Regions from separate parts of the Homo sapiens genome. Here region 1 is linked to region 2. Evidence: chromatin loops called from intact Hi-C (ENCODE). Cell type or tissue: GM12878. All regions are shown on one strand. Links, peaks and the distances in the headings refer to the core of each region. The heading gives the core; the rest is flanking DNA. Region 1 has its middle 350 kb from the start of IL20RB-AS1. Region 2 has its middle 21 kb from the start of CLDN18.

The links. A loop is a pair of places that touch in the nucleus more often than their neighbours do. Peaks named below come from ENCODE experiments on the same cell type or tissue, not always from the same donor. Only the 100,000 strongest peaks of a DNase experiment are listed, where the experiment ranks them.
Region 1: a loop joins it to region 2, with 10 times the contacts of the local background. A loop is called at or near these places in 1 of 110 quality-filtered maps.

The regions. Positions count from the first base shown.
Region 1 is chr3:137,325,357-137,340,933 of GRCh38, reverse strand. No RefSeq gene overlaps it. Among named protein-coding and RNA genes, the nearest start is that of IL20RB-AS1, 350 kb to the right of the region's middle. RefSeq lists enhancers at 8,387-8,536, 8,087-9,286, 10,475-10,524, 10,505-12,232. In GM12878, for the core only: no CTCF peak of the experiment used is centred there; DNase peaks (open chromatin) are centred at 8,423 and 10,543; H3K27ac peaks cover 1,193 bases.
Region 2 is chr3:137,981,351-137,996,927 of GRCh38, reverse strand. No RefSeq gene overlaps it. Among named protein-coding and RNA genes, the nearest start is that of CLDN18, 21 kb to the left of the region's middle. RefSeq lists an enhancer at 7,911-8,040. In GM12878, for the core only: no CTCF peak of the experiment used is centred there; DNase peaks (open chromatin) are centred at 7,787 and 8,587; H3K27ac peaks cover 3,269 bases.

The DNA.
Region 1 (15,577 bases), core at 3,683-11,682, 660 kb after region 2:
AACTGGCAGAGTTAAGGGGTTAAACCAAAGACACTACCTCCAAAAAAAAGGTCTTTGCCTGTGAAAGGATTGATTATGTTTGTTCCCATTTTCCTCCTACAAAGGTCTCTCCTGTTCTTTATTGACTCACAGAGGCTGCCTCTATTGCTGGAATCTTGGTCCCATTTGTTAAAATTACCTCTATTGAGGACACGGCTTGTATTGAGGGACCACATTTCTTCCCTGTGGAGCACAGTCCTGCCATAATTTAGCCTCTCCACTGCATAGGTCTTGATGACTTGGGTTATGTAGGATAAGGGTCATGATCAATGAAAAGTTCAGTTTATGAAAAGTCTGCAGGACTTTATGGACAACTGATAACTCACTTCTTCCAGAATAAGATGATCAGAATATCTGAAACATGAACACGTGAGATAAAATAGTTGAAAATCTGGCAGGAAACACTGAAGAATTTTGGATGGCATAACGGGTGGGGTAGGGCTCCATTTATTACAACTCCCATCTTTGGATAAGCACCATATTGAGACTTTTAAGAAGCAAAACTATTCCCCCAGGTTTCTACCTAGTGGTAAGGGGTAGAATAGGTTGACACTCTATTTTGGTTTAGCCATATTGAGCCAAAGTGTGTGTGTATGGCTGGGACAATGGGACACACATAAGCATCTTCTCAGAGGGCCATGATGGCTATGGCACATAATGTATTGGACTGTGGAGGGTTATTTACAGAATTTGGGTTTGATTGATATGATCAAGGCCAACACCAAATTTTAACTTTCACTTCTTTTGCTCCTTATGATGGGCCACACCAAGACCCATTCTCTCCACCTTGAGCTCTTCAGTACATTATTCTTGGTCCAACACATCAAAGTGGTGGTCATAGGTACTAATCCTATGCAGGATTATACTTGCAGCTCAGGAATCACGAAAAGCTTCATAGGCTCCTCTTCCCATTCCCAAGTCCTCTCTTTTCATAGACATATTGAGACCTTTCCTTGGACTATAGAAAGCAAGGTACATCCCCAGTTCAGATGTGTCTCTGCAAATCAAGAAGTGACTGTTTCAGGCCAGGCAAAGACAATAAGCATTCATTAGGAATGAACACTCCCAGAAGCCAGGTGACAGCCACGTGGTGTGTGAGGTATGATAAAGCTTAAATTCTAGGAACTTATCCTAGAAGCTCAAGGATTTCTACTGATGAGACAGCAATAATAATATGGTTGTTTGAGACTTTGTTGGGGAGGGTCATCCTTGGGGAGCCCCAAAGGGTCAAGTCCTGATTTGGGAGTATAAAGTTCAAATGTTGCAGCCAAGGCTCCTGTATTAGCTTGTTCTCACGCTGTTAATAAAGACATACAGGGTATAAAACTGGATAATTTATAAAGGAAAGAGGTTTAATTGACTCAGAGTTCACCATGGCTGGAGAGGCCTCAGGAAACTTACAATCATGGTGGAAGGGGAAGCAAACATGTCCTTCTTCACATGACAGCAGGAAGGAGAAGTGCCAAGCAAAAGGGGGAAAAGTCCCTTAAAAAACCATCAGATATTGTAAGAACTCACTATCATGAGAACAGCATGAGGGTAAATGCCTCCGTGATTAAATTACCTCCCACTGGGTCCCTCCCACAACATGTGGGAATTATGGAAACTATAATACAAAATATGATTTGGGTGGGAACATGGCCAAACCAGATCATTCTGCCATGGCCCTTCCCAAATCTCATCTCATAACATTTTAAAACATAATCATGCCCTTCCAGCAGTCCCCCAAAGTCTTAATTTATTCCAGCATTAACTCAAAACTCCAAGTTCAAAGTCTCATCTGAGACAAGCAAGCCCCTTTCACCTATGAACCTGTAAAATCAAAAACAAGTTAGTTACTTTCTACATACAACAGAGGGGACAGGCATTGGGTAAATACACCCATTCCAAATGGGAGAAGTTGGCCAAAACAAAGGGGCTACAGGCCCCATGCAAGTCTGAAATCCAAAAGAGCAGTCATTAAACATTGAAGTTCCAAAATGATGTCCTTTGACTCCATGTCTCACATCCAAGTCATGCTGATGCAAGAGATGGGCTCCCATGGCCTTGGGAGGCTCCACCCCTCTGGCTTTGCAGGGTACAGCCCCCATCCCAGCTGCTTTCATAGGCTGCTATTGAGTGTCTGTGGCTTTTCCAGGTGCATGGTACAAGCTGTCAGTGGAGCTACCATTCTGGGGTCTGGAGGACAGTGGCCCTCTTCTCACAGCTCCACTAACCAGTGCCCCAGTTGGGGCTCCAACATCACATTTCCCATCCACACAGCCCTAGCAGAGGTTCTCCGTGAGGGCCCCACCGCGGTAGCCAACTTCTGCCTGGACATCAAGGCGTTTCTGTACATCCTCTGAAATCTAGGCAGAGGTTCCCAAACCTCAATTCTTGTCTTTTGCACACCCCCAGGACCAACACCACGTGGAAGCTGCCAAGGCTGGGTGCTTGCACCCTCTGAAGCAACATCCTGAGCTGTACCTTGGCCCCTTTTAGCTATGGCTGGAGTGACTGGGATGCAGTTCTGAGACTGCTTACAGCAAGGGCACCCTGGATGTAGACCAGGAAGCCATTTTTGTTCCTAGTCTGGGCCTGTGATGGGAGGAGCTGCTTTGAAGACCTCTGATGTGCCCTGGAAACATATTTCTTATTTTCTTGGTGATTAACATTTGGCTTCTCATCACTTATGCAAATTTCTGCAGCCAGCTTGAATTTCCCCTCAAAAAATGGGTTTTTCTTTCCTATTGCATTGTCAGACTGCAAATTTTCTGAACTTTCATGCTCTGTCACCTCTTGACTGTTTTGCTGCTTGGAAATTTCTTCTGCCAGATACCCTAAATCATCTCTCTCAAGTTCAAAGTTCCACAGATCTCTACAGCAGGGGCAAAATGCCAGCAGTCTCTTTGCTAAAGCATAACAAGAGTCACCTTTGCTCCACTTCCCAACAAGTTCCTCATCTGCGTCTAAGACCACCTCAGTCTGGACTTTATTGTCCATATCACTATCAGCATTTTAGGCAAAGCCATTCAACAAGTCTCTAGGAAGTTCCAAACTTTCACACATCTTTCTGTCTTCTGAGCCCTCCAAGTCTCTAGGAAGTTCCAAACTTTCCCACATTTTCCTGTGTTATTCTGAGCCCTCCAAACTGTTCCAACTTCTGCCTGTTACCCAGTTCCAAAGTTGCTTCCACATTTTCAGGTATCTTTATAGCAGCACCATACTCTTGGTACCAATTTACTGTATTAGTCCATTCCCATGCTGCTATAAGAATATATCTGAGACTGGGTAATTTATAAAGGAAAGAGGTTTAATTGACTCACAGTTCAGCATGGCTGGGGAGGCCTCAGGAAACTTACAATCATGGGAAAATGGGAAGACAACACATCCTTCTTCACATGGCAGTAGGAAGGAGAAGTGCCAAGTAAAAGGGGGAAAACCCTCTTATAAAACCGTCAGGTCTCATGAGAACTCACTCACTATCATGAGAACAGCATGAGGGTAAATGCCTCCATGATTAAATTACCTTCCACACTGTCCCTCCCAGGACACATGGGGATTATGAGAAGTACAATTCAAAATAAGATTTGGGTGGGGACACAGCCAAACCATATCAGCCCCCATTACCTTCTTTACAGTTTTCCTTCTAGCAGAAAGGGGACACGGGACTTTTATATCTTATCCAATTTCTGACATGCTTTCTTATATTCTACTTCTTCATAAAAATTATTTTAGCCATGCCCACAATTTAGAAACAGCATGTTTGACCATACTCCCAATTTCATTCACCAATTTTATAGGATCTATTAATTAGTTCATTCTACAGACACTGATTAAGCACCTATATTCTGTGCCTGCTCAATGTTGAAATGAATAACTTAGTCTTTGGGTTTCAAGATTATCTATCTCCATGTATACCTATGTAACAAACCTGCACATTCTGCACATGTATCCCAGAACTTAAAGTATAATAAAAATTTTAAATTTTAAAAATGCACATGAAGACCTACATTTTATTTTAACTAAAATATATAAACATACATTAAAATTCACCATCTTTTCATTAGTCCACTGATTCCTCGGCTTTCTTGTAATAAACCATAATCAAAAGGCACAGTTTCTTTAAAGCAAGGCAAATCTTTACTTAAAATAAAAAAGCAATCTAAGAGGAAAAAAAAAAGAGATTATCTATCTCAGGACCTAAGACTACATTCAGAAAATTAGACACAAAAACACTCAGGATTTTCCAGCCCAAAAATTCTTTATGACTAATAATGTAGAACAACACACATGTTAAATTATAAATGTATTAAACCTTCTTTTGCTTTTTCTTATTATTTTTCCCTTTCATCAGCCAGTTGGAAAATCCATGGCCATTTTTAATTATTGTAAAATTGGAGGCCAGATGTTTTAGGGAACATATGTATTTTACAGACTCGTACCTAAGACATAGATACATAGCCTGCAAATAACCCATAACTCCCCAGCTTCTGAAAGAACATACTCACTTCCACTGTCCTCACTCTGGCCATTCTGAACTGCAACCCAGCTATGATAAACTGATGACACCATCTGCTGTTTGGAGCAGGGAACAGTAGTGCTTACAGTAGTTTTAATAATTAAAACTTAATTTAATTTAATCTGTCTTCCCTACTTCCTTGCCTTTCCTACCCAACCAGAAATGTGCACATGCTGAATCCATGTTTTCTGTCTCTCAGTACTCCCCTGCTTTTTGTTAGTAAGTTAGTGAGCTAGTTTGTTTACACATATTCTGATATATAGTATCAGGAAATATTTTTCTCACATATATACCAACATCTGCTTTAACAGCTTTGCTCATATTGTTCCCCTCTTAAGAAAGTCTCCACCTCATTTCTCATGATCTTCCTCACTGATTTTCTCTTAATTTTCTTTGGTCTATACTGGAATTAGAAATCTTCTCCTTATTATTATTTTTAAATATGAGACTATTTCTAATGATGCATCCATGTCAAGAGAAAGAAAAGCCAGGAGTTCCCTACCAGGTACAAATCAAGGCAAGTTTAGTTCTCCGTGCAGAAGGTCTGCCCTTTCTTGTCCATTCCCACCTAAACACTTTTGCTACTGCTGGTTCCTTGTTCCAAGAAAGTCCTTCCCTCCTCTTTACTTCCCTAACGTCTCAGTTTCCCACGTGACCTCCTCTAGGAAGTCCTACGTATTCCAGAACCCCTCCTCTGAAACCCAATGCTTTAATCATTGTATTCGTTTCCTAGGGCTGCTGTAACAAATTACCACAAACCAGATGGCTTAAAACAAAAGAAATTTATTTTCTCACCATTCTGGAAGCCAGATGTCCAAACTCACGGTGACAGCAGGGGTACACTCCCTTCCAAGGCTCCGGGAGAGAATCTTTCCTTGCCTCTTCCAGCTTCTGGTGGCTTCTGGTCTTCCTTGGCTTGCAGCAGCCTGACTTCAGGCTCTAACTCCCTCTTCACACAGCCTTCTCTCCTATCTGTGTTCTCTTCTCTTCTTAAAAGGACACCAGGTATCAGATCCCACCCTAAGCCAATATGATCTTATTACTAATCTTACCTTAATTACATATGCAAGGACCTTTATTCCAAATAAGATACCCTTTTGAGATTCTGGGTAAACATGAGTTCTTTTGGGAGACACCACTCAATTCACTACAATCATATACTGTTTTGGCTTTATTTTAAATCTGTTTGCCTTGTTTTCAGAATAAAATTGCGAATTGTGTAAGAGACTTCTGAATCTCTGGTAGTAACTAAAGCAGAGGATAAACTTAGATTTTTTAAATTCTTTTAAATTTTATTAAGAAACATTCAGTTGTGTGTGTGTTGCTGTTGTTGTTGTTTTTAGTACTTTCACTCTTTTTTTTTTTTTTATTTTTTTTTTTTTTGAGGCAGGTCTCACTCTGCCAGCCAGGCTAGAATGCAGTGGCATAATCATGGTTCACTTTAGCCTTGAACTCCTGGGCTCAAGCAAGCCTCCCTCCTTAGCACCCTGAGGAGCTGGTACTACAAGCGCATGCCACCACACTCAACTAATTTTTTCTAATTTTTGTAGAGACCAGGTCTCACTATGTTGCCCAGGCTGATCTCGAACTCCTGGCCTCAAGCAATCCTCCAGCCTTGGCTTCCCAAAGTCCTGGGATTACAGGTGTGAGCCATCACAACTGGCAGTACTTTCTTATAGAAGATTTTAAATTGGTTTCTGATTTCCATTGAAGTCTATTTCCTTGAAAGTTCCTTTCGTTACATTGTGCATTTTACCTCATGTAACTTGATGATTCTCCCTCATCAATTTTATACTCTCATAATTTTATACTTCCAGAATTGAAAATATCTTCCTTATAAACATACCTTGAAATTGTCTGTGTGTTTGTCTTCACAGAAAATCAGTCTAAACTATCCACAGAGACCCGGATACTCCCAACATTTCAGAGAATCTCCAATTTTCTCTCCCTTGAGCCTATAATTACTCTCTTTTTCTGTCACTGTGAGTGTCCTCATACAGTGCTTGAAGGTAATGAAGATGGAGACAATGCTGTTTTCTTTCTCTCTCTCAGGGACATACTAAGCTTTTTTTTTTTTTTTTTTTTTTTTTTTAAGAGAGATAGTCTTGCTATGTTGCTCAGGCTGGCATCAAACTCCTGGGTTCAAGCTATCCTCCCTCTTCAGCTTCCCAAGTAGCTGGGACTACAGTTGGGCATCATTGCGCTCAGCTCATACTAAGCATTTTTGAAAAGGGACACTAAACTGGAATGCTACACCAGCTCTGTCTTTCTAATTCTCATTTGTCCTCCAATACTTAGCTCATGTGCCCATCTCTCCTGTAAACATGTCCTGGTTCTTGCCAATGGAAGTTGTCTCTTCCTCCTCTGTGCCCTCTTGTGATGGGCATGTGCCCCTAGCATTTAATACATACCCCTTCATTGGGAAACTATTGGGTACATAGCTCTTTCCCACCAGACTATAAGGTCCATAAAGGCAGAGGTCATGTCTTATGATCACCTCCTGAACTTGCACAGTTTGTGTTCCCAACATGCTGAAAGGTGTTCACCGAAGCTTTGTATATGTTTAAATATCTTTAGATGTAACTCCTCAAGCATTTTAGTAATGCTAACTTTTACTTACAGCCCATAACCAAGCCATGGCTGGACATGACTCTAAATGGACAACTGTCCCTGTGCTATAGTGGCTATGGTAAGCTAAATAAAATATTATGTCTAAGACACATCTTAAAAGCAAAAGAAAAGTAGAAACATGTAGGATGAAGAAATTAGTGAATAGTATAGTCCCAAGAGTAAAAATTAGATAAAAATAGAGAGATTTTGTCTCAATTTGGAAGTCATCCCCATCCTCCAGCAGCACTATCCAAATACAGAAGGTCTGTAGAGCAAGAGAGCCCTGTGTTCAAATCACTGCTTGGACGCTTACTATATGTATGAACTTGAGCAATTATATTTAACTTCCCTGAGTTTCAGTTTCCTCTTCTGTAAAATGAGAATGATTACTTCATGGGGCCACTTGGAGGACTGAATTAAATGAGATATGTTTACATAATGAGAAGCACATTGTCTGGCTGATAGTGGATATCAACAAATGGCAGTCATGGATGTTTCATAGACAAAGAAAGGGCTCAGTTTCTGCAGAAAGCATGAATAAAAGCTGCTCTGTGAGCATTGCTAGAAGTATGTCCTTTTTATAAAGTGGTTTAGTCTTGAATTTTATCAAACCTATCACTGGGGTATGGCATCAGATTTGCATTTTTGTGTAATATATGAAAGATTTTTTTCCCAAAAAATATTCTTAAGGTTCCAAGGTTTAGTGGTATATCAGTGATAAAATGTTCAAGTCTCATATACCCACAAATGAGAATGATGATGGAATAATATCCCATCTAGTCACTCATTTAACTAAGATTCACCAAGTACCTAATGTGTATGAGAGCCTCTGCTAATTACTAGGAGAAATGAACCAGACCAGCCACTGCCCTCAGCGGTTCACTGTCTACTCAGAAATAAAAAAGAATGCAATAGTCTTGTGTTAGGGCATGGAAGTGGCTGTACCTGCCATCCATGGTTTTGTTTGCCCAGAACACAGTCTTCCTGCTTCTGGAAAATATTCTACTCTAAACTATACAGTTACCAGGGGAGCAGCTGTCATACATATTCCACCTTTGTGTCAGTTAGATTTGATGTATAACAGAACACCCAAAAGTTAGAGGCTTAAAAAAACAACCATTTATGTGCTTATGAGTTGGCTTTTTGGTCTGAACTTATCTATGTGGTTCTTCTGATCTCAACTGAATATACTGATGGCACTGATGACTCACTAGGCAGCTCTGCTTCTTGTGATTGGTTGGTTGTCAATTGGGGTAACAAGGATGACTGAGCCACATATCTCTCATTATCACACAGGCTAGCCCAGACTTGTTCACATGGTGGTGGCAGGTTTCTGAGAAAGAGTGGAATTGTGCATGATCTTTTGAGACCGAGGCTTGAAACTGGTACCACGTCACTCCTGCTGCATTCTTTTGACACTCAATCAAGGACTAAGTCCACCCTAGATTCAAGTGGTGGGGAAGTAGACTCTACCTCTTGATAGAAGGAGGTACAAAGTCACAAGGTGGGAAAGATCATGGTCACCTCTGCAATCTCCCTCCCTGGCCAGATTGGAGGGTATGTGCTCAGACTTGGCCAATCCTAGTACCTTTGATGCCTCTGTATCCCCCAACCACGGCTCGCTTTCTTGGCTCAGGAATAGACATCTGATAACTACTAGATTAATCAGGTATCTTCTTGCTCAGGACTTTTCCCTTTGGGGTCAGAGAGCCCAGGTATCAGTTTGTCTCTGGTGGGGAAAATATGAAACTAGAGCTATCGGCAATGTGTTTGTCCATCTCACAACTCTACCTTTGATGTGGAAAAATCCTTACCATCAGCTGCTGCTATGGTCTGAATGTTTGTGTGTTCCCCCAAAATGTATAGGTTGAAATCCTAATTCCCAAGTCGACTGGGGCCTTTGGGGAGGTGACTAGGTCATGGGGGTGGAGCCCTCATAAACAGGATTACAACCCTTTAAAAGAAGCCCCAGAGAGCTGCTTTGACCCTTCTACTACAGGAGGACACAGCAAGAAGGCACTATCTATGAACCAGGAAGAGGGCACTCATCAGACTTGGAATGTGCTAGTCTTGATCTTGAACTCTACAGCCCCCAGAACTATGAGTAATAAATTTCTGTTGTTCATAAGGTACTCTCTCTATGATATTTTATTATAGCAGCCCAAACAGACAAAGATAGTTAGAAAGAAGGAACTCAACATTTGCAAAGAAGCAGAGGCAAAAAAAAGAGAATTTTAAGGATATGCCAATTCTCTGGTTAGATTCCTTGAGACCTAGCTGCCTATGCCTTTTCTATGATTACCAAGCCTTGTAATCAGTTGACTTTCTGAGCCAAGCTAGGTTCTGCCACTAAGAGAAGACAGAGACAGCCACATGGAAAAGAAGAGTGAGCCAGGGAGAGTACAGTGTTCGGACAAGTGAAGATGTCCACGGAAGGAAATTTCAAAACAAGGAAGAGCAAAAGCAAACAGAGATGAGTAAATGATAACCATGTCTAAAGCATATGAATGACTTTGCTGAAGGCTAGGTTTTAGAGGAGGACGAGAAAAAGATGAGACAGAAAAAGCAGTTGGATCAGAATCTGCAGAGTCTTAATGATATAATAAAGAATTTGAACTTTGTTTTATACTTGGTAGGAGATTTTGAACAGGGAATGTCACAGTTGAAGGAGAGTTTGAGGAGGATCAATCTTGTGATGGTTGGCATAATGGATTTTAAGAACAGAAAATGAATTTGGGGATAAAGCCTGCAACAATGATGCCTTGAATTGGGGCTGAAGAAAAGGGGAGGAAGAAATAAACAAGGGGTATGCAAGAGGGAAAGAAAAAAAAGCCAGGAATTGGAAACAAACTGAACCTATAGACAGTGGATAGCGACATGAACAGCCAAGAAGGCTTGCCATACAGCGTTGGATCAAAGATGGGGGATGTTTACAACAGCAGAATAATTTATACGATACATTCAGCAGGAGCACAGAAAAGAGGTTGGGGCTGCAAGAGTTATCAATCAGTTACCAAATATCAATGGAGGACCTCCTATGTGTTCCACAGTGAAAGGTACCAGGAACACCACCAATGCACATAAATGTCTTCTGGACTTGCATTCTAATAAGGACTGTTGAAGTGCTGGGAGCAAAAGAGATCTACAAAAGAGGTGTCCTTCTAAACTCACAAACACAGCATATCATATGGGGAGGGGATGCGGTTTTGATCCTGCATAAGTGATTGAGAAAGAGAACTTGGAATTAATTGGCCCAAGCCTCCTCCCCACAAACCTGGGTGCTTTCCACTGGTTAATCCCCTCTCACCTGCCCAGCATCTCGCTTTCCTTTCACTTCCCCCAAGCAATTCATTTATGGCTCCTGTTTTCCACACAATTGGAGAAAATTCAACATTTGTACTTGTCAACTCAGTAGCCATATTCAAATCACTATCAGAAGACAGAGTTACAAAAATCTTTAATACCTCCAACCAGACCAATGATAGCAGCATGAAGGAAATCCTTTGGTGAGGAGGGAAGAACACGATTCACCAAGATTGAGAACCGAGTGCTGCCTCTTAACAAGACTTGTGTCAGCACTCCGAACTCAGGGATGGAGCAGATTCCTAAAGCAACTGGAAGCCAACTGGGGGATATCTGCATGGGAGAGGCTGGGAGGCAGGTGGGGGAACCAAAGGCAACATGGGCCAGGCAGAAATGGAATTCTTTGCTTTCAGGTCCCTTTTGTCTACCTATTTTCATCTTTACAGAACAGTCCCTTCCCTGTCCTTCCCAATTCCCCATTTTCTTTTCTTTTTTCCTTTCTTTAAATGCAGTCTAATCCCGAGTGTGAACTGATGTAGTTTGTGTGTTAGGGGGAAAAAAATCTCTCTCTTTTTCTGCCTTTTTTTTTTTCCTTCTTCTTCCCCTGGCCCAGTTCATTATTTTTCTTTCTTGTCACTCAGTGTGATAGGTTGAACAGAAGTGCACAGATGAGCACTGAAAACGGTGTCACAAGGCCTTAATCTAGTCTTTAATGCCTGACTTCAGAGATGTCATTTATCTTCTAACTGCAGCAGGCATCCACCAACTTTATCTCTAATAATATATTGATGGATTAAAAGGGTCGGGCAGGAGACCGGGCTGGAAAAATTGCTTATTGACATCAAAATACAGTGCCCTCAACCTGATAAACATGGAGGGCTCGTGTATCTCCCAGAATAGTTGGCGTAGCTATAATTTTTTTTCTAACATGTTTCCCCCAGGTTCATGGGGTGGTCCAGTAAAATAAACAAATACTAAACATTATTTCTATGCTGACATGGCCAAGGAACACGCGAGATATTTTAGGAACACATTTTTAATGTCAGATTTATAAATATACCTCCCTTATTTATGACATGTTATAGCATATTCTGTGACAACTTGAAACAGGCACCTATAGTCTTGGCAGCATTCAAATATTCTCCATGCAGTTTGTTGGAGCAAAAGCTGCCAGTAGCACCTGATTATGCATTTGGATGGTCGTTGGTAAAGCAAGGCTATTTCAGCAGAGAGATGAGGCCAGTAATCTCAGAATGTAAATGAAGAGAGCCTTTGGAAAGGTTTCCTTTGTTTATTGTTCTCTTCATTTTATTGTTTGGTTGGCAGCAGCATGTTTCAAATCACGGTCTGCTTTCCCTACACAGGCTGTGTCTACACAAGTCACTTTTAGAATAAACCAAAAAATAATCATAGACTTCTAACTCCTACTTAGTGGGTAATTCTTAAATTGACTATTTTCAAAATTACCTGTTGTTGAACTGAATTTTGTCTATTTTTTTTTTCACCCTATGAATTAGTTGACATGTGAAGGTACTCTCCCAGGGAATTATTGTTGTTAATTTTGTAATCATCAATGTTGTTGACTTTCACCTGATTTTCAAATGAAAGTTACTTCTTCAGTTCAATTTGCTTGTTTGGAAAGCAAGCTCTAAAAATGTCTTTCTCAGTACTAAGAGTGGGAAGGTGACCTATTTTAGCTTCCTAAAAAATTCCTTCGTAATTTTATATTTTTTCCTGAGTACAAAGGTAAGATCATAAAGGTTGTCTGGCCGACTTGCTTCTAAAGAAATTCACAGAAACTACACATTATTCCAGCATTTTGTTAATTTAGTAGGAAACATTATTCTGTTGTACCCTTGCTGATGATGACAGCACCTTATTCAGTACCATCAAAGACAGGATCCTGGACATCAGTGTCCAGAGCCTAGAGGTGCCTACAGAGAAAATCTCTCCACAGTCAGCTCCTGAATGTTCAGGCACACCTGAAGCCAAGCTAACTGCTGTCTACTCACTGCTGCTGTGCTGCCCGGCACAAGGGACTGAACCTCTCTTGCAGCAGTTTCCCCACCTGTAAAATGGAGATAAAAGTTGTAGCTATTTCATAGGGCAGTTGTGAGGTTTAAATGTGTTCATATATTAAAAGTGGTTACAGTAGTGTCTAGTACATGGTGAATACTCAGTAAACCTTATCTATTACTATTATCGTCATCTTTAAACTTATTATTGGGCTTGTAATGACATCTCATCCCAAAGGAAGAATGACTTAAGATATAGCCAGAAAAGGAGGGTGTCTACTAGAACAAAACATGTTAAGAAGAGGGGAGAAAAAAAGCTGGAGCCAAGGAAAATGCCAAAATGAAACAACCCAAAAGCTGGCAAAAATCCTAAAGAAGTCATTAGCTGTAGGGTAGCAAAGCTCTTGTCAACAGACAAGAAGAAAAGAAGCACTAATATGTACATATTCTAAACCAGGCATCAGAGTCCTCTGACCTCTTCCTGTAAGGATTCCTGGCCAAATTGTGGAATATATTGGGGGAAAGGGGATTTGTTGCATAAAATCCTGCTACTAAAGTGCGAGTTTTTAAAGTGACAGATTATGGAACAGATTGAGAAAAAAAAAAATAAATTGGGGAAGTAGAATGGAGCCCATTCCAGAATGACCTATCAATCTTCCTTGAATGCTTTGGAATAGGCTCTATATCTAAGAAATGTCTTCTGTAGTAAGAATACTGCAATTAGCACTCGTAAGTTGGCTACATGGAGAGAATTCAAAACGCAAAATATAAAAGCTAATAATCCAAAACTAATCACTTAAAGGCTTCTCTATACAGAACATTCAAGGGAGGATTAAGGATCAATGTATCTGAAGTACAAAAGCTGAATTAGGAGTAAAAGTAATAATGGACACGATTGACAGGGCACTGACCATTTACCAGGGCCAAGTCCAGGTCTGTCTCACTCTAAAGCCATGTTCTTTATTTCAACATTTCCACTCTAAGCTGCATTCAGACTTTGACTGCAGAAAGCAAGGGAAAATAGTGAGATTGCCAAGGTTCTGAGCTGGTGGGTTTTATGAGCAAGGGGGAAGGGAACTCAAAGTTTCATATTCCTCCACCCAGGAAGACAACCATTGGCTGATGGTCCCCAACCTTAAAAATTCTAATCTAGAGATTTACTCCTTCCCCCTCTGTTTTCAACTGCTCTGGGGATAAAGAAATCATCAATTCTTAGTGCTGTCATCAAATGGGGTCAGCCTAAGGTAAGACAATAAAAAGAGGGCACATAACCTGGAAACCCAGTTAAAATATGAAAGTTCCATCCACTCCCATGATTCACTGTTTACCCAGAAAATTCTTGCAACTTCTGTTTAAATTTATATTTTCAATATTTATTAAATTCAGCCATCACACCTTTCTCCAGCAATTTAACTGGTATGACTTCCTCTCTGGTTAATGGAATCAAGCAAAAAAGCAAAGAGAAGATAAATACAAATCAAAGTTCCTTCCAATGTGGGTTTTGTCAGCATGGTCCAAAGAGAAGCCAGCCTTGTGGGTTAATACAATACTATAGGCAAGGTGCCAAGTGTTTCTGTACGTAATTCACCTTTAATTCTTACCACAACTCCGTAAGATGAGTATTATTATGAGGAAATTAAAGCTCAAAAAGAATGAGTAGCTTGCCCAAGGCCATACAACAAGTAAACAGCAATGTTTTTAAGATTCAAACCCAAGCCTTTCTGACTGCGAAGTCTAATCCTCCTGTTTGTTGTGCTACATCATGGTTGGTGGCATTTATCTGTACTTTGGGATGCAGTAAGACCATAGGAGAGGAGAGCATATCATCCTCCCTGCCTAATAAGCTCTGTCTATAGAAAGAAGCACAAAAAATATGGGCATAATATCAAGGTTCAAAGTTATTTCTTTGGCTTCACACCATGACCTTTTATAAAACTCAGTTCTAATTAGCAGGATTTCCCATGACTACAGAATGTTTCTTTCTTTTAAATTCATGTATGTTGCCCAGAGACCCCTAATGTTGCTGGAACTTCATTTTGATATCCTGATGGTCCTGTCACCACTTTTGGATGCTCCCAAGGACTGAACTTTCATGTGACTAGAGGTGCCACTTTCTTTTGCATGTTCAACAGTGTCACTGATGATAGCTCAATTTTCAGAAAGTATAAATCACGGTGGAAAAATCTCTCTCTCCTTACCTGATTGTATGAGTCGCCCCTTCATTGGAGCATGAAGCACATGTGAGGGCTGGTCATGAAGAGCAGGAGGACAAACAGTGGCCACAACTGCAAAGGCCACAAACACAGAGCACAGAAAAAAAGGGTGTTGACAGGGCACTTGGTACAGAGAAGGCAACCAGGCACAAATGCTGGATGGACCAGAATAGACTCTCATTGAACTATGAAGGGTCAGGTAAAACACAAGGGAGCTGTATGTCAAAATACAGCCTCATGAGGTTAAAAGGTCAGTATTGAGATTAATAGGGCAAACAAAACGAATACAGAATAGTAAAGACCAACAACAATAAATATATTAACCCACAAGAAAAAAACAAAGAAAAGAGGTCTACCCTAATGCTGTAACATCAAAACCAAAGCAAAAGAAACAAAGGATTCTGGAGAGGAACAGAAAGGTAAAGCATAATTGGACACCTTTGTGAGTTCTCCAGAACACCCTTTGGGGCTCCTTCCCCTCTGTTGGAGAGCTGATGGCAACACTCAGTTTAGCTTCTGTCTGGCAGGTTCACTCCACAGCCTCTTGCCGCTGCAATCTCCTCACCCAGTGGCCAGCCCTTGTAGGTGACAACTGGCAAAATATTCAGTCAAGGATATTTTGCGCAGTGTCTACTTGATCCACGTGAATTTGACCCACCAAATAGTGGAGAGGGCTCCCAGCTCCTCCCTGAAGCCCCCATGCTTCTCCATTCTGCCATCATTCTCAGGTCTTCAGGTTCTCTTTACCTGCTGCTCAGCTAGGCACAGAGACACATCATATCTGCTACCCAACTGAGGAATGGGGTGCCAATGATACTTGGTGCTTCCCCCATCCCCTGGTTTTGAAGGGGCAGGGAAGGACTTTCTACTACACTGATGACTCATGGCCCCTGTCA
Region 2 (15,577 bases), core at 2,978-10,977:
GGCATGCTACTCTGATTTATGGGATGAAGAAACTTTTCTCTTGCTCCATGAAGTAGCCTCTAAGATCACTTATTAGAATCCCACAGGGATCCAGGGAACATAATTTGAAAACTATTGTCTTAGATTCCCTCAATAATCTATTAAAAAATTCATACAGTGAAGAAACGAACTAGAAAAATCAGTTCACTGGCCCAGAGAGAAAACAAGGAAGCTTGTTAGGCTTTGCCTGAGCTGGTCCATGTGTGAAAAAAATTGAAAAAAATCTTCTGAGACTATATTACCAAAAGCCTCTTTCTGTAATGTGACTGGGGTTTGAATTTGTACCCTGAACATCATGGCCCTGGAGCTCCTACACTAAGAAAGTAGCTTTAAAAGGTGATTCCAGGCTGATAACACATCTAGAATGATTTGCAGAGGCAACTGCAAAACCCTCAATGCAGGTTGCATAAGATTTCGACATTTAAAGTCCTGTCAAACTTGAGCTCAAAACCCAAAATTCAAAATCTGCTATAAACAGTGGTGTACTAGTAAACCCAGTGGTATACTAGTAAACCAACTCTAAAAAGAAAAAAAGAATTACTCTGATTTGTAGTCTTTGCCAATTCTCCTACCATGGCTGATTTCAATCTACTAATGTGAATGTAAAGTCACTAAATGCAAAGATGGGAAGAGATGCATGGAATCAACTCTTGCAAGCTGACTCTGGCACATTACTTATGAATACTATCATAAGACTTTAATGCTTACAAGAAACCCCTTCTTGAATCAGATAATACAGTTAAATCATAAAAGAAGGAACTAAAACCATAAGTAAATAAAAGTCACCATAAAAAAAGAACAGGAAGATCTGACAACTTCCCCACTAGAATTTCTAGAAATTAAGGATATAGATAATGAAACAAAACTTCAATGGATAGTGTGGTAGGCACAATTTTGCCCTCTTTCCCAGTGATCTCTGGCCTTTGTGTTACTCCCATGGCTATAATATATTACATGGCAAAAAGGATTTTACAGATGTAATTAAAGTTACTAATCAGCTGACCTTAATATAAAGAGATTATTTTAGATTATCCAGGAAAGCCCAATGTAATCATATAAACCCTAAAAAGCAGCAGAAAAAGGTAGAACATGGAGTGGGAGAGATGTAGCAGAAAGTTAAGTTAGAGAGATCTCAAGAATGAGAAGGATTTGATGCACAATTTTTACCTTGAAGATGAAAGGAGATCACATGACAGGGAAGCAGGAACTTCAGCCCTGCAACTGCAAAGAACTGAATTCTTCCAACCAACAGTGAGTTTGGAAGAACCCTCCAAGTCCCATATAAGAACCACAGGCATGGCAAATACCTTAATTGAAGCTCAGCAATTCCTTAAACAGAATATCCCAAAACTAATTGGGCCCTTATCTTACACCATATGCAAAAATCAATATCATGCTAGACATCTGATTTATAGAAACTGTGAGATAATAAATGGGTGTTATTTGAAGCTGCTAAGTTTCTGGAAATTTGTTATGACAGCAGTAGAAAACTAAAAACAGATAATTAACAGATTAAACACAGCTGAAGGTAATACTCATAAAGTAAAAAATAGAACTGAAAAAATTATGCAAAATGTAGACAGAGAAATAAAGAGGTGGAAAACATGAAACAGTAGTAAGAGAATGGAAAAATGAATGAGAAATTCCAACACACATCTAATAGGAGTATAAGAAGACAATAAATAGAATGAAAAAAATATTTGATGAGTTATTGGCTAAGGATTTTCAAGAATGAATGAAAAGCATAAATTCCATGTTAATGTTGTTAAATGAGTTCCAAGAATGGTAAATAAAAACAAATTCACACCTGGATGTATTGTAGTATTGAAAAACACCAAAGTCAAAGAGAAAAACCTTTAAAACCTTTAAGGTCAGCTGATTAGTAACTTTAATTACATCTGTAAAATCCTGAGAGAAAGGAATTGCAGCTATTTTATCAATTGCAACAACTGAAGCCAGAAGAATAGAATTATATCTTTAAAGACTGATAATAAAAATAATTACTAACTCAAAACATTGAGAAGACAAGCCACAGACTGAGATAAAATATTTGCAAAAGACATCTGGTACAAGATTCTTATCTAAAATATACTAAGAACTCTTAAAACTCAGCAATAAAAAAAATACAACCTGATTTTAAAATGGAAGAATTAGCATGAGCAATCAGACAAGGAAAAGAAGCAAAATACATCCAATTTGGAAAGAAAGAGGTAAAATGATCTGTTTTCAGATAATATGATCCCATATATAAACTCCTTAAGACTCCACAAAAAACCTGTTAAAACTAACAAATGAATTCAGTAATGTTGCAGGATACAAAAGAAACACAAAAGTTAGTTGTGCATTTTTACACCAATCATGATCTATCCAAAAAGGAAATCAAGAAAAAAAATACCGTTTGTAATAGCATCAAAAAGAATAAAATATTTTGGAGTAAATTTAACCAAGGAGGTGAGAGATCTGTAGCCTGAAAACTCTAAAACATCAATGAAAGAAATCGAAGACACAAATAAATGGAAAGATGTCTCTTGTTCATGGATTGGAAGAATTAATATTGTTAAAATGTCCGTACTACTCAAAGTGATACACAGATTCAGCATAACCCCTATCAAACTCCAGTGCCATTTTTCACAGAAATGAAAAAATATTCTAAAATTTGTATGAAACCACAAAAGACCCTAAAGAGCCAAAGCAATCTTGAGGAAGAAGAACACAGTTGGAGACATCACACTTCCTGACTTCAAATTATATTACAAAACTATAGTAATCAAAACAGTATGGTACAGACATAAAAACAGACACATAGACCAGTGGAACAAAATATGGAGGACAGAAATAATTCCAAGCAATATACAGTCAACTAATTTTTGACAAGGGCATCAAAAATACACAAAAAAGAAAGGGTAGTAAATTGTGTTGGGATAACTGGATATTCACATACAAAAGAATAGAATTGGGCCCTTACCTTATACCATATACAAAAATAAGTTCAAATTGGATTAAAGACTTAAATGTAGGGCCTGAAGCCATAAAACTCCTTAAAGAAAACATCAGGAAAAAGCTTGTTGACTTTCATCTTGATAATTTTCTTTTTATATGACACCAAAAGCTCAGGCGACAGTAGGAAAAATAGCCAAGTGGGACTACATCAAGCTAAAAATAGCCAAGTGGGACTACATTTGCTTCTGCACAGCAACGCAAACAATTAACAAAATGAAAAGACAACCTAGATTAGGGGAAAATATTTGCAGACAGTATAGCTGATAAGGGGTTAATATAAAAGATATATAGGGACTCACACAACTTAATAGCAAATAAAAAAACAACTGGATTTAAAAAATGGGCAAATGACCTGAATAGACATTTTCCTAAAGAAGACATACAAACTGACAACAGATATATGAAAAAGTGCTCAACATCATTATCATCAGGGATATTCAAATCAAAGCAATAATAAAATATCACCTCACATTTGTTAGGAAGACTATTGTCAAAAAGATAAAAGATAGTAAGTGTTGGCGAGGATGTGGAGAAAATGAAATTATTGTACGCTGTTGGTGGGAATGTAAATTGTTACACCCATCCCGGAAACCCATTCTGGAGTTTCCTCAAAAAAATTAAAAATAGAGCTACCATAAGATCCAGAAGTCCCTCTTCTGGATATATACGCAAAGGAAATGAAATCAGAACCTCAAAGAGATATCTGTGCACTCATGTTCATTGCAGCACTGTTTATAATAGCCAAGATGCAGAAACAATCTAAGTGTCTGTGCTAACTCTAACGGTGTTGAGGGATTTTATTTGCCCCATTTTACTGATCTTATTCCCAGGCACATAGAGAATATTTCTCACCTACAGTATAGGAACAGTTTGAAAAATAACAGTCTAAATACCACTATGTTCAGAGGTCTCTAGCACTAAGTGTGGGCTCTGAAAAAAAATTCAATTTTCCAGAAGAGAGAGCCCACCTGCTCTTTCCAGAAAAAAATGCCCATCCCAGATTCTTGAGGGGAAACTCGGAATGTTCTTGTCATAAGCTCATGGGTCAGATATAACTCAGAAAAACGACCATTGAACTCCGAGTTTCAGCCTAAGGTGGGCGTTCTAAGGACAGCATTCAGCTAAGTAGTGACTCATTTCCACTTGGTTTGGCTTGTGGGAGTAACAAGACATCACTCCCTTGACTGTAGACAGGAGGTATAAATGGCTCAAGCACCCTCCCCAATTTGCAGACTCAAGGTTCCATTCTAAAGCCAGAAAGCATGGCAAACCAAAATATGCCCAGTATTATTCACTGGCTTCCTAGTTCTTGCTATATTTTTGAGCCCCAGTTTGAGTGACTAATAGCATATGGATTTTCGATAAAAAATACACCTAAAAGCAGTTCATAAATTCAGGCATATTTGGAAAGAATTTAAACAATATGTATTTTCTCAGGCTAGACACGAAATAGATCTGTTTGTTTGCCAAGCAGGGTTTTGGTTGGTAAACTCAAACATTGCTTCCATTGACATAAAGCAAGATGCAACAAAACTATGAACATTATCCATAATACCATGTTTTCCCAGTTGCCAGCACATGTCTATGTTAAGATGTACCCTGAGATACAGGAGGCCTTTCTAGGACAAGAATTCTAAGACAGAATCAGCCTTTGGCAAGGGTGTGATGACACCACACATGATCTTCAGGCTCCCCGACCCTCATCTGTCTGTCTTTTTCTGAGAACTTTCCTCCTCATGGATGCTCATTGCCCCAGGTCCTCATGTGCTCTCACATCTCTAAAATATGCCAGTAGGAAAGAGATGTGCTAAGGCATGATCAGGAAGGCTTCGTCTGCAACCTCTTCTGAATTATTTATATTTTACCCTGGGAATCAACTTCTCTCTCCACCTTAAAAACAAATCAAACAAAACATTGTCTGTTTGCTGGTGGTTTGGCAATCCCTAGACTTTTGGATTTTATAAATGAGTAAATTTTATATAAAGGATTCCAGGACTCAAAGAGGACTGGCAAATCATTATTTTGTTAAGTAAGGACAATAACTAATGACCATATCACATCATTTATAAGATAAATAATATTTTAATGTGAAATGATAGAAAACCACAATCTCAGAATAAAGGACAGTCTTCAACAGGTAAGATATATATAAAATATATATTATAATATATATATTTGTACCTATGTTAAACATAGGTACAAATGATATATGTATGATGATATATATAATATATAAATGATATATATCATTTGTATCTATGTTTAACATTGTCCTCATTTTTTATCTAATTTCTTTTCACATAAGGAAACCATCATCATGGACCAACATAGTCCATGAACCAGCATGGGTGCAGATGCTTGGAGTTGCAGGGTTAGTAGCTGACCTTCAGCTGGTGAGATGCTTGCTAATAAGTTTGTTGAGGAGGAGCAATGCCAGGATAGGGGGGCCAGAAGTGTGACTTTTGAGGTCCAGGTGATCTTGAGGAAAGATGCTGAATTTGGGAGAATATGTAGACAGGCAAAGAGAGAAGATCTTGAGGACTCCAGATGATCTGACTGAGGGTGCAGGAACTGAGGTGGGTAGAAGTGGGGACAGGGTGTCTGGTGAAAAGTCATTCACATCAGGGACAGAAGAGAAGAAAAGCAATGAAAAGTCCCTAAGGACCATGACTATGAACTCACAAGTGGCTCATTTAGAATGTTCTGTGGACAAGGACTAAGGAACATTGGTTGATTGATTGATTGCATGAGATTCGTTTGATTAATTCATGAATGTATTTGTCTAAAAAGCAATTGTTGAGTCAGGTAATGCACTAAGGGCTGGGGCTATGGAAATTATTAAGGTACAATTTTTGTCCTCAGATATGTGTAATTATTTATAAATGGTATACAGTCATGCATTGAATAACAACGTTTTGGTTAATGATGAACTGCACTTATGATGGTAGGCCCTAGAGATAATAATAGAGCTGAAAAACTTTTATTGCCTAGTGACATTGCAGCCATCATAACATCATAGCATAATGCATTACTTGCGTGTTTATGGTGATACTGGTGTAAACAAAGCTACTGCACTGCCAGTCATATAAGAGTATACAGCACATAACGATTATATACAAACAATACATACTACTTGATAGTGAAAATAAATGACTATGTTACTACTCTTACATATTTACTATACTATGCTTTTTATTGTTGGGGTGTACTCCTTCTACTTACTACAAATAGTTCACTGTAAAACAGCCCCAGGCAGGTACTTCAGGAGGAATTCCAGAAGGCTATATTGTTATCACAGGAAATGACAGCTCCATGAGTGTTATTGCTCCTGAAGACCTTCCAGTGGGACAAGATGTGGAAGTGAAAGACAATGATATTGATTATTCTGACCCTATGTAGGCCTATGCTAATGCGTGTGTGTCTTAATTCTTTTTTTAAATGTTTAAAAAGTAAAAAAAAAGGAAAAATTAATATATAAAAAAAAATTTATGCAGCTGTACAAAATGTGTTTGTGTCTTAACCTAAGTAGTATTACAAGAGTCCAAAAGTTAAAAATAATTAAAAAGCTTATAAAGTAAAAATGTTACAGTAAGCTCAGATTAATTTATTATTGAAGAAAAAATTTGAAAAAATAAATCTAGTGTAGCCTAAGTGTATGGTGTTTGTAAAGTCTATAGTGGTCTACAGTAATGTCCTAGGCCTTCACATTCACTTCCCACTCATTCACTAACTCACCCGGGGCAACTTACAGTCCTGTAAGCTCTATCCATGGTAAATGCCCTATCCAGGTGCAGCATTAAAAAAAATCTTTTATATCATATTTTTACTGTACCTTTTTATGTTTAGATATGTTTAGACACATAAATACTTACCATTGTGTTACACTGATTACAGTATTCATTACAGTAACATACTGTACAGGTTTGTAGCCTAGGAGCAATAGGCTATACCATATGGCCTAGGTGTGTAGTAGGTTATACCATACAGGTTTGTGTAAGTTGACTCTGTGATGTTCACACAACAACAAAGTCACCTAATGATGCATTTCTTAGAATGTATCCCCATCGTTAAGTGACACATGACTGTATATGTGCTAATATATTTTATGTATTAGATACATTATAAAACATACCCTGACATGAAAATTAAATGAGGACAATACAAAAATGATTATAAATAGAAGTTTTGAGATTATCTTCCTGTGGATTATTTTCCTGGGCTGTGTACACTCCCTGTTTAGAGATTGTTGGCCAAATGAGGTGTGAGCAACTTGAGAGAGGGAGACTGGCAAGTAGGAGGGCTGATGGCTTTGGGGAAAGGAATAGCGCCATGAGGCTAAGGCACAGACATGGGGCTCAAAGAGAGAGTGGCATGAGTTTCTTAGGACCAAAGAGAAAAGAGGGAAAAAGAATGCAGTAAGCTGAAACGGAGCAAAAAGAAGAGAAGAAAGGATGTGTAGCTTGGGGCTGGGGGAATAAGTAGGGTGATTAAAAGAACTGGTGAGTGCTCATTGAGGTGGAGCTTATGGAGAGAAAGGGAGCTAGAAACTCTGGTTGGAGTGGATCTGGCTTATGTGGACCCAGCTAAGTGAGCAGCATGAGGCTGGCTTGTGATTTACCTATTGTTCATATGAGGTACACCCCATAGTCATACAGTGATGACTGACGGCTTGTGCTCAATTGCAGAGTACAGTGTGGGAAGGGCTTACGTGAGATTGGAAAGAGGGAAACCCGTAAATCTCAAGGGAGAATCTTGCACTGATTCTGATAGGCTTATAGGTCACAGGGCACTGTGGCTCAGTGTTAGCTTTTTGAGTCACTTGATAACAGCACTAGGGTGACCAGTCATCCTGATTTGCTCAGGACTGTCCTGGTTATGTGACTGAAAGTCCCAGGTCCCAGAAAACCCCTGAGTTTCAGGCAGTGGTGCTTCAAAACATTCGTAGTAAAGGTCCCATAGAGGGACTGTGTTTTCCAAACCAAAGTGTTTAAATGCATGAATGGAGGAGGCATTTCCCCTCTGACTTCTTAGGGTACATAGACATTTTTTTTTAGGCCAGGCGCGGTAGCTCACACCTGTAATCCCAGCTTTTTGGGTGGCCAAAGTGAGCTAATTGCTTGAGCTCAGGAGTTTGAGACCAGCCTGGACAACATGCCAAAACCCCATCTCTACAAAAGAATACAAAAATAGCTGGGCATGGTGGCGTGTGCCTGTAGTTCTAGCTACTTGGGTGGCTGAGGTGGGAGGATCACTTGAGCCCAGGAGGTCGAGGCTGCAATGAACTGTGAATATGGCACCACTGCACTCCAGCCAGGTCAATAGAGCAAGACCCTGTCTCAAAATTTTTTTTTAAAATATAAAATTAAATCACCTCTAGTTAATGTGTATAATAACTTTGTGATGACACTAAGATGGGAGGAAATCCCCCGTGTGGGAAGTGTTAGGGCTGATGGCCATAGAGGTTTTCATTTACCCACCACACATGCTTTATCTAAGCTGCTTTCAGTATCAGGAGCGGACTCTGTTTCCTGCTCTCAGGAATCACGAGGAGGGTGAGACAAGAGAGCAAACAAGGTAGGGAGGGCTGGTTTCTGTTTGACTAGCTGTAGGCCTGCTCGCCTTCCTGCCACCTCCCAATGTTCAACACATCAACTGCAGGTTCACCTTTAGGTGCTTTTATTCAGGGGAGCTAAAAACTTACTCAAAGGGTTTTTGAGTCATGAGGACAACTAAGACTCCAACCTGCATTTTCTTTCACAAAGGTTTTCTTTAAGTTACTATGTTTATTTTTTTATTTTCACAAAAGTAATATAAACGGTAATATAAAAGTGAGAGAATAAAAAATTTACAAAAAAACCCAAAGGAGGGATGAATAGGTGGAGCACAGGGGGTTTTTAGGGCAGTGAAACCACTGTATGATGCTATGATGGTGGATATATTACACATTTGTCATTATACATGTGTCCAGACTCATAGAGTGCACAACACCAAGAGTAAACCCTAAAGTAAACTATGCACTGTGGATGATAATGATGTGTCAATGAAGGTTTGTCAATAGCAAGAAATGTACCACTCTGTGGGGGATGTTGATAATGGGAGAGGCTCTTAATGTGTAGGATATAGGAGCACAGTGTATATGGAAAATATGTCTACCTTCCTCTCAGTTTTGCTGTGAACGTAAAACTGTTCTAAAAAAGCAAGTTCTAATAATAAATAAATAAAAGGAAAAATATTCCTCAAGCCAACAAAGCATAGATTCCTGTAAGAGATACTATTGTTAACATTTTGTCTTTATTTACCTCTTGTCTTCTTTCCCTGAATACATACATTTTACATATTTGGGATCAGACTGCACATACACATTTTATTATGTTTTTTCATTTAACTTTATATTTGTCAAAAATATTTTCTTCATTAAAACCCATTGCAAGCATAAATTTTAATATGTTATCATGTAGATGTATCATATTTATTTAACCTTTCTCCCACTGTTTATTTAGGTTTTTACCAGTGTTTACTTTTTGAAAAATTAGAATCTTTGATTTTTGAAATCTTGATGGGAAGAAGTAGAAAAAAACCTAGCATTTAAGTTGTAAGCAATTTTTAATTTCACTAGAGATATATGCTGTAATAGTCCTTCAGCATAAGCTGAATTTTGTTCTGGGCACCACCGTAACTAACACACTATAATTACACATATATAAAATACATACCCACTTGCTATTTGGGGAGAAAATGCATTGTTATACCCAACCATAACGTAGATGTTTGTATACTTATAATCCAAGTGTACTGATGTGTAAGGAACTCTCTCTCTCTCTTTTTTTTTTTGGTGTATGCTTGAGTCAGAGTTGTATCTCTGCAGAATATGTTTATTTGTTTGGTAAGAAGAAGTAAATGGAGTATAAAAATTTTTTTTTCTCAGTTTGAAATGAAACTGCTCTATGCCTAAAGAAAGACTTGTTCTCCTGAATGTGGCTATGCATGTCTATGTACATACTTGGTTACCCAGAGCACTTGGCCTCTTAAGATCTAGATAAGATAGTTCTATCACTCATTCTATAGCTCATGGATCTCCAAAGTCCCACTCAAGATTTCTGCAGTTTCCTGAGCAGCTTGGTTCTCATCATCTCTGCCTCTGAGATCCTGCTTCCTTGCACCTGTCCCTGTTACATACCATGTGTACCCAGATCTCACATCCAGCTTCTTCCTCAATTTACACAATGCAAATTCACACAGATCATCTAAATGTGAAGAAATAATAATAACGGCCGCTGACATTTATTGAGTACTTACACCGTACCAGACATTATTCAAGAACTTCAGAGGCATAGCTCGATTGAATCTTCATAACAACCCTATGAGATGGGCATTCTAAATATTCCAACTTTACAGGTAAAGAAAGTGAGGTACTGAGAGATTAGGTACAATTTATATGGAAGTATGTTTACTAAAACATTCACTTATTCAAAAGATTAGTAAGCATTGTAATAATTTTGCAAAGTGGTGGGGATTCAATGGAGAAAAATACAGACATGGTATTGGCTCTCAGGAAGCCCACAGTTGAGAGGCAGGAAACAGACAATTAAATTATTAGAGGGAGCAGAGCAAGATGGTGGAATAGAAGTCTCCACCGATCCTCTCCCCACCCCACAAGGACACCAGTTTAACAACTATCTACACAAAAAAATGACCTTCATAAGAACCAAAAGGAAGGCAAACACCCCAGTACCTGGTTTTAACTTTATATCACTGAAAGAGGCATTGAACAGGTAGGAAAAACAGTCTATATATACATATATATATATATGTGTATATATATATATATATACACACGTGTATATATATATACATATATATGTGTATATATATATACGTGTGTATATATATATACATATATGTGTGTATATATATACATATATATGTATATATATACATATTTTATTATACTTTAAGTTCTAGGGTACAGGTGCACAACATGCAGGTTTGTTACATATGTATACATGTGCCATGTTGGTGTGCTGCACCCATTAACTCATCATTTACATTAGGTATATCTCCTAATGCTATCCCTCCCCACTCCCCCAACCCCACAACAGGCCCCGGTGTGTGATGTTCCCCTTCCTGTGTCCTCATTGTTCAATTCCCACCTATGAGTGAGAACATATGGTGTCTGGTTTTTTGTCCTTGCGATAGTTTGCTGAGAATGATGGTTTCCAGATTCATCCATGTCCCTACAAAGGACATGAACTCATCATTTTTTATGGCTGCATAGTATTCCATGGTGTATATGTGCCATATTTTCTTAATCCAGTCTATCATTGTTGGGCATTTGGGTTGGTTCCAAGTCTTTGCTATTGTGAGTAGTGCCGCAATAAACATACGTGTGCATGTGTCTTTATAGCAGCATGATTTATGTTCCTTTGGGTATATACCCAGTAATGGGACGGCTGGGTCAAATGGTATTTCTAGTTCTAGATCCCTGAGGAATTGCCACACTGTCTTCCACAATGGTTGAACGAGTTTACAGTCCCACCAACAGTGTAAAAGTGTTCCTATTTCTCCACATCCTCTCCAGTACCTGTTGTTTCCTGACTTTTTAATGATTGCCATTCTAACTGGTGTGAGATGATATCTCATTGTGGTTTTGATTTGCATTTCTCTGATGTCCAGTGATGATGAGCATTTTTTCATGTGTCTGTTGGCTGCATAAATGTCTTCTTTTGAGAAGTGTCTGTTCATATCCTTCGCCCACTTTTTGATGGGGTTGTTTGTTTTTTTCTTGTAAATTTGTCTGAGTTCTTTGTAGATTCTGGATATTAGCCCTTTGTCAGATGATTAGATTACAAAAATTTTCTCTCATTCTGTAGGTTGCCTGTTCACTCTGATGGTAGTTTCTTTTGCTGTGCAGAAGCTCTTTAGTTTAATGAGATCCCATTTGTCAATTTTGGCTTTTGTTGCCATTGCTTTTGGTGTTTTAGACATGAAGTCCTTGCCCATGCCTATGTCCTGAATGGTATTGCCTAGGTTTTCTTCTAGGGTTTTTATGGTTTTAGGTCTAACATGTAAGTCTTTAATCCATCTTGAATTAATTTTTGTATAAGGTGTAAGGAAGGGATCCAGGTTCAGCTTTCTACATATGGCTAGCCAGTTTTCCCAGCACCATTTGTTAAATAGGGAATCCTTTCCCCATTTCTTGTTTTTGTCAGGTTTGTCAAAGCTCAGATAGTTGTAGATGTGTGGTATTATTTCTGAGGGCTCTGTTCTGTTCCATTGGTCTACATCTCTGTTTTGGTACCAGTAGCATGCTGTTTTTGTTACTGTAGCCTTGTATAGTTTGAAGTCAGGTAGCGTGATGTCTCCAGCTTTGTTCTTTTGGCTTAGGATTGACTTGGTTCCATATGAACTTTAAAGTAGTTTTTTCCAATTCTATGAAGAAAGTCATTGGTAGCTTGATGGGGATGGCATTGAATCTATAAATTACCTTGGGCAGTATGGCCATTTTCACAATATTGATTCTTCCTATCCATGAACATGGAATGTTCTTCCATTTGTTTGTGTTCTCTTTTATTTCGTTGAGCAGTGGTTTGTAGTTCCCCTTGAAGAGGTCCTTCACATCCCTTGTAAGTTGGATTCCTGGGTATTTTATTCTCTTTGAAGCAATTGTGAATGGGAGTTTTCTCATGATTTGGCTCTCTGTTTTTCTGTTATTGGTGTATAAGAATGCTTGTGATGTTTGCACATTGATTTTGTATCCTGAGACTTTGCTGAAGTTGCTTATCAGCTTAAGGAGATTTTGGGCTGAGACGATGGGGTTTTCTAGATATACAATCATGTCATCTGCAAACAGGGACAATTTGACTTCCTCTTTTCCTAATTGAATACCCTTTATTTCTTTCTCCTGCCTGATTGCCCTGGCCAGAACTTCCAACACCATGTTGAATAGGAGTGGTGAGAGAGGGCATCTCTGTCTTGTGCCAGTTTTCAAAGGGAATACTTCCAGTTTTGCCCATTCAGTATGATATTGGCTGTGGGTTTGTCATAAATAGCTCTTATTATTTTGAGATATGTCCCACCAATACCTAATTTATTGAGAGTTTTTAGCATGAAGCTGTTGAATTTTGTTGAAGGCCTTTTCTGCATCTATTGAGCTAATCATGTGGTTTTTGTCTTTGGTTCTGTTTATATGCTGGATTACGTTTATTGATTTGCATATGTTGAACCAGCCTTGCATCCTAGGGATGAAGCCCACTTGATCATGGTGGATAGGCTTTTTGATGTGCTGCTGGATTGGGTTTGACAGTATTTTATTGAGGATTTTTGCATGATGTTCATCAGGGATATTGGTCTAAAATTCTCTTTTTTTGTTGTGTCTCTGCCAGGCTTTGGTATCAGGATGATGCTGGCCTCATAAAATGAGTTAGGGAGGATTCCCTCTTTTTCTATTGATTGGAATAGTTTCAGAAGGAATGGTACCAGCTCCTCGTTGTACCTCTGGTAGAATTCGGCTGTGAATCCTTCTGGTCCTGGACTCTTTTTGGTTGGTAAGGTATTAATTATTGTCTCAATTTCAGAGCCTGTTGTTGGTCTATTAAGAGATTCAACTTCTTCCTGGTTTAGTCTTGGGTGGGTGTATGTGTCGAGGAATGTATCCATTTCTTCTAGATTTTCTAGTTTATTTGCATAGAGGTGTTTATAGTATTCTCTGATGGTAATTTGTATTTCTGTGGGATTGGTGGTGATACCCCCTTTATCATTTTTTATTACATCTATTTGATTCTTCTCTCTTTTCTTCTTTATTAGTCTTGCTAGCGGTCTATCAATTTTGTTGATCTTTTCAAAAAACCAGCTCCTGGATTCATTGATTTTTTGAAGGTTTTTTTGTGTCTCTATCTCCTTCAGTTCTGCTCTGATCTTAGTTATTTCTTGCCTTCTGCTAGCTTTTGAATGTATTTGCTCTTGCTTTTCTAGTTCTTTTAATTGTGATGTTAGGGTGTCAATTTTAGATCTTTACTGCTTTCTCTTGTGGCCATTTAGTGCCATAAATTTCCCTCTACCCACTGCTTTAAATGTGTCCCAGAGATTCTGGTATGTTGTGTCTTTGTTCTCGTTGGTTTCAAAGAACATCTTTATCTGTGCCTTCATTTTGTTATGTACCCAGTAGTCATTCAGGAGCAGGTTGTTCAGTTTCCACGTAGTTGAGTGGTTTTGAGTGTGTTTCTTAATCCTGAGTTCTAGTTTGATTGCACTGTGGTCTGAGAGACAGTTTGTTACAATTTCTGTCCTTTTACATTTGCTGAGGAGTGCTTTACTTCCAACTACGTGGTCAATTTTGGAATAGGTGCGGTGTGGTGCTGAGAAGAATGTATATTCTGTTGATTTGGGATGGAGAGTTCTGTAGATGTCTGTTAGGTCCACTTGGTGCAGAGCTGAGTTCAATTCCTGAATATCCTTGTTAACTTTCTCTCATTGATCTGTCTAATGTTGACAGTGGGGTGTTAAAGTCTCCCATTATTATTGTGTGGGAGTCTAAGTCTCTTTGTAGGTCACTAAGGATTTGCTTTATGAATCTGGGTGCTCCTGTATTGGGTGTATATATATTCAGGATAGTTAGCTCTTCTTGTTGAATTGATCCCTTTATCATTATGTCATGGCCTTCTTTGTCTCTTTTGATCTTTGTTGGTTTAAAGTCTGTTTTATCAGAGACTAGGATTGCAACCCCTGCCTTTTTTTGTTTTCCATTTGCTTGGTAGATCTTCCTCCATCCCTTTATTTTGAGCTTACGTGTGTCTCTGCATGTGAGATGGGTTTCCTGAATACAGCACACTGATGGGTCTTGACTGTTTATCCAATTTGCTAGTCTGTGTCTTTTAATTGGAGCATTTAGCCCATTTACATTTAAGGTTGATATTGTTATGTGTGAATTTGATCTGTCATTATGATGTTAGCTGGTTATTTTGTTCGTTAGTTGATGCAGTTTCTTCCTAGCCTCAGTGGTCTTTACAATTTGGCATGTTTTTGCAGTGGCTGGTACTGGTTGTTCCTTTCCATGTTTAGTGCTTCCTTCAGGAGCTCTTGTAGGGCAGGCCTGGTGGTGACAAAATCTCTCAGCATTTGCTTGTTTGTAAAGGATTTTATTTCTCCTTCACTTATGAAGCTTAGTTTGGCTGGATATGAAATTCTGGATAGAAAATTCTTTTCTTTAAGAATGTTGAATATTGGCCCCCACTCTCTTCTGGCTTGTAGAGTTTCTGCTGAGAGATCAGCTGTTAGTCTGATGGGCTTCCCTTTGTGGGTAACCCGACCTTTCTCTCTGGCTGCCCTTAACACTTTTTTCTTCATTTCATCTTTGGTGAATCTGACAGTTATGTGTCTTGGAGTTGCTCCTCTCGAGGAGTATCTTTGTGGCGTTCTCTGTATTTCCTGAATTTGAATGTTGGCCTGCCTTGCTAGGTTGGGGAAGTTCTCCTGGATAATATCCTGCAGAGTGTTTTCCAACTTGGTTCCATTCTCCTTGTCACTTTCAGGTACACCAATC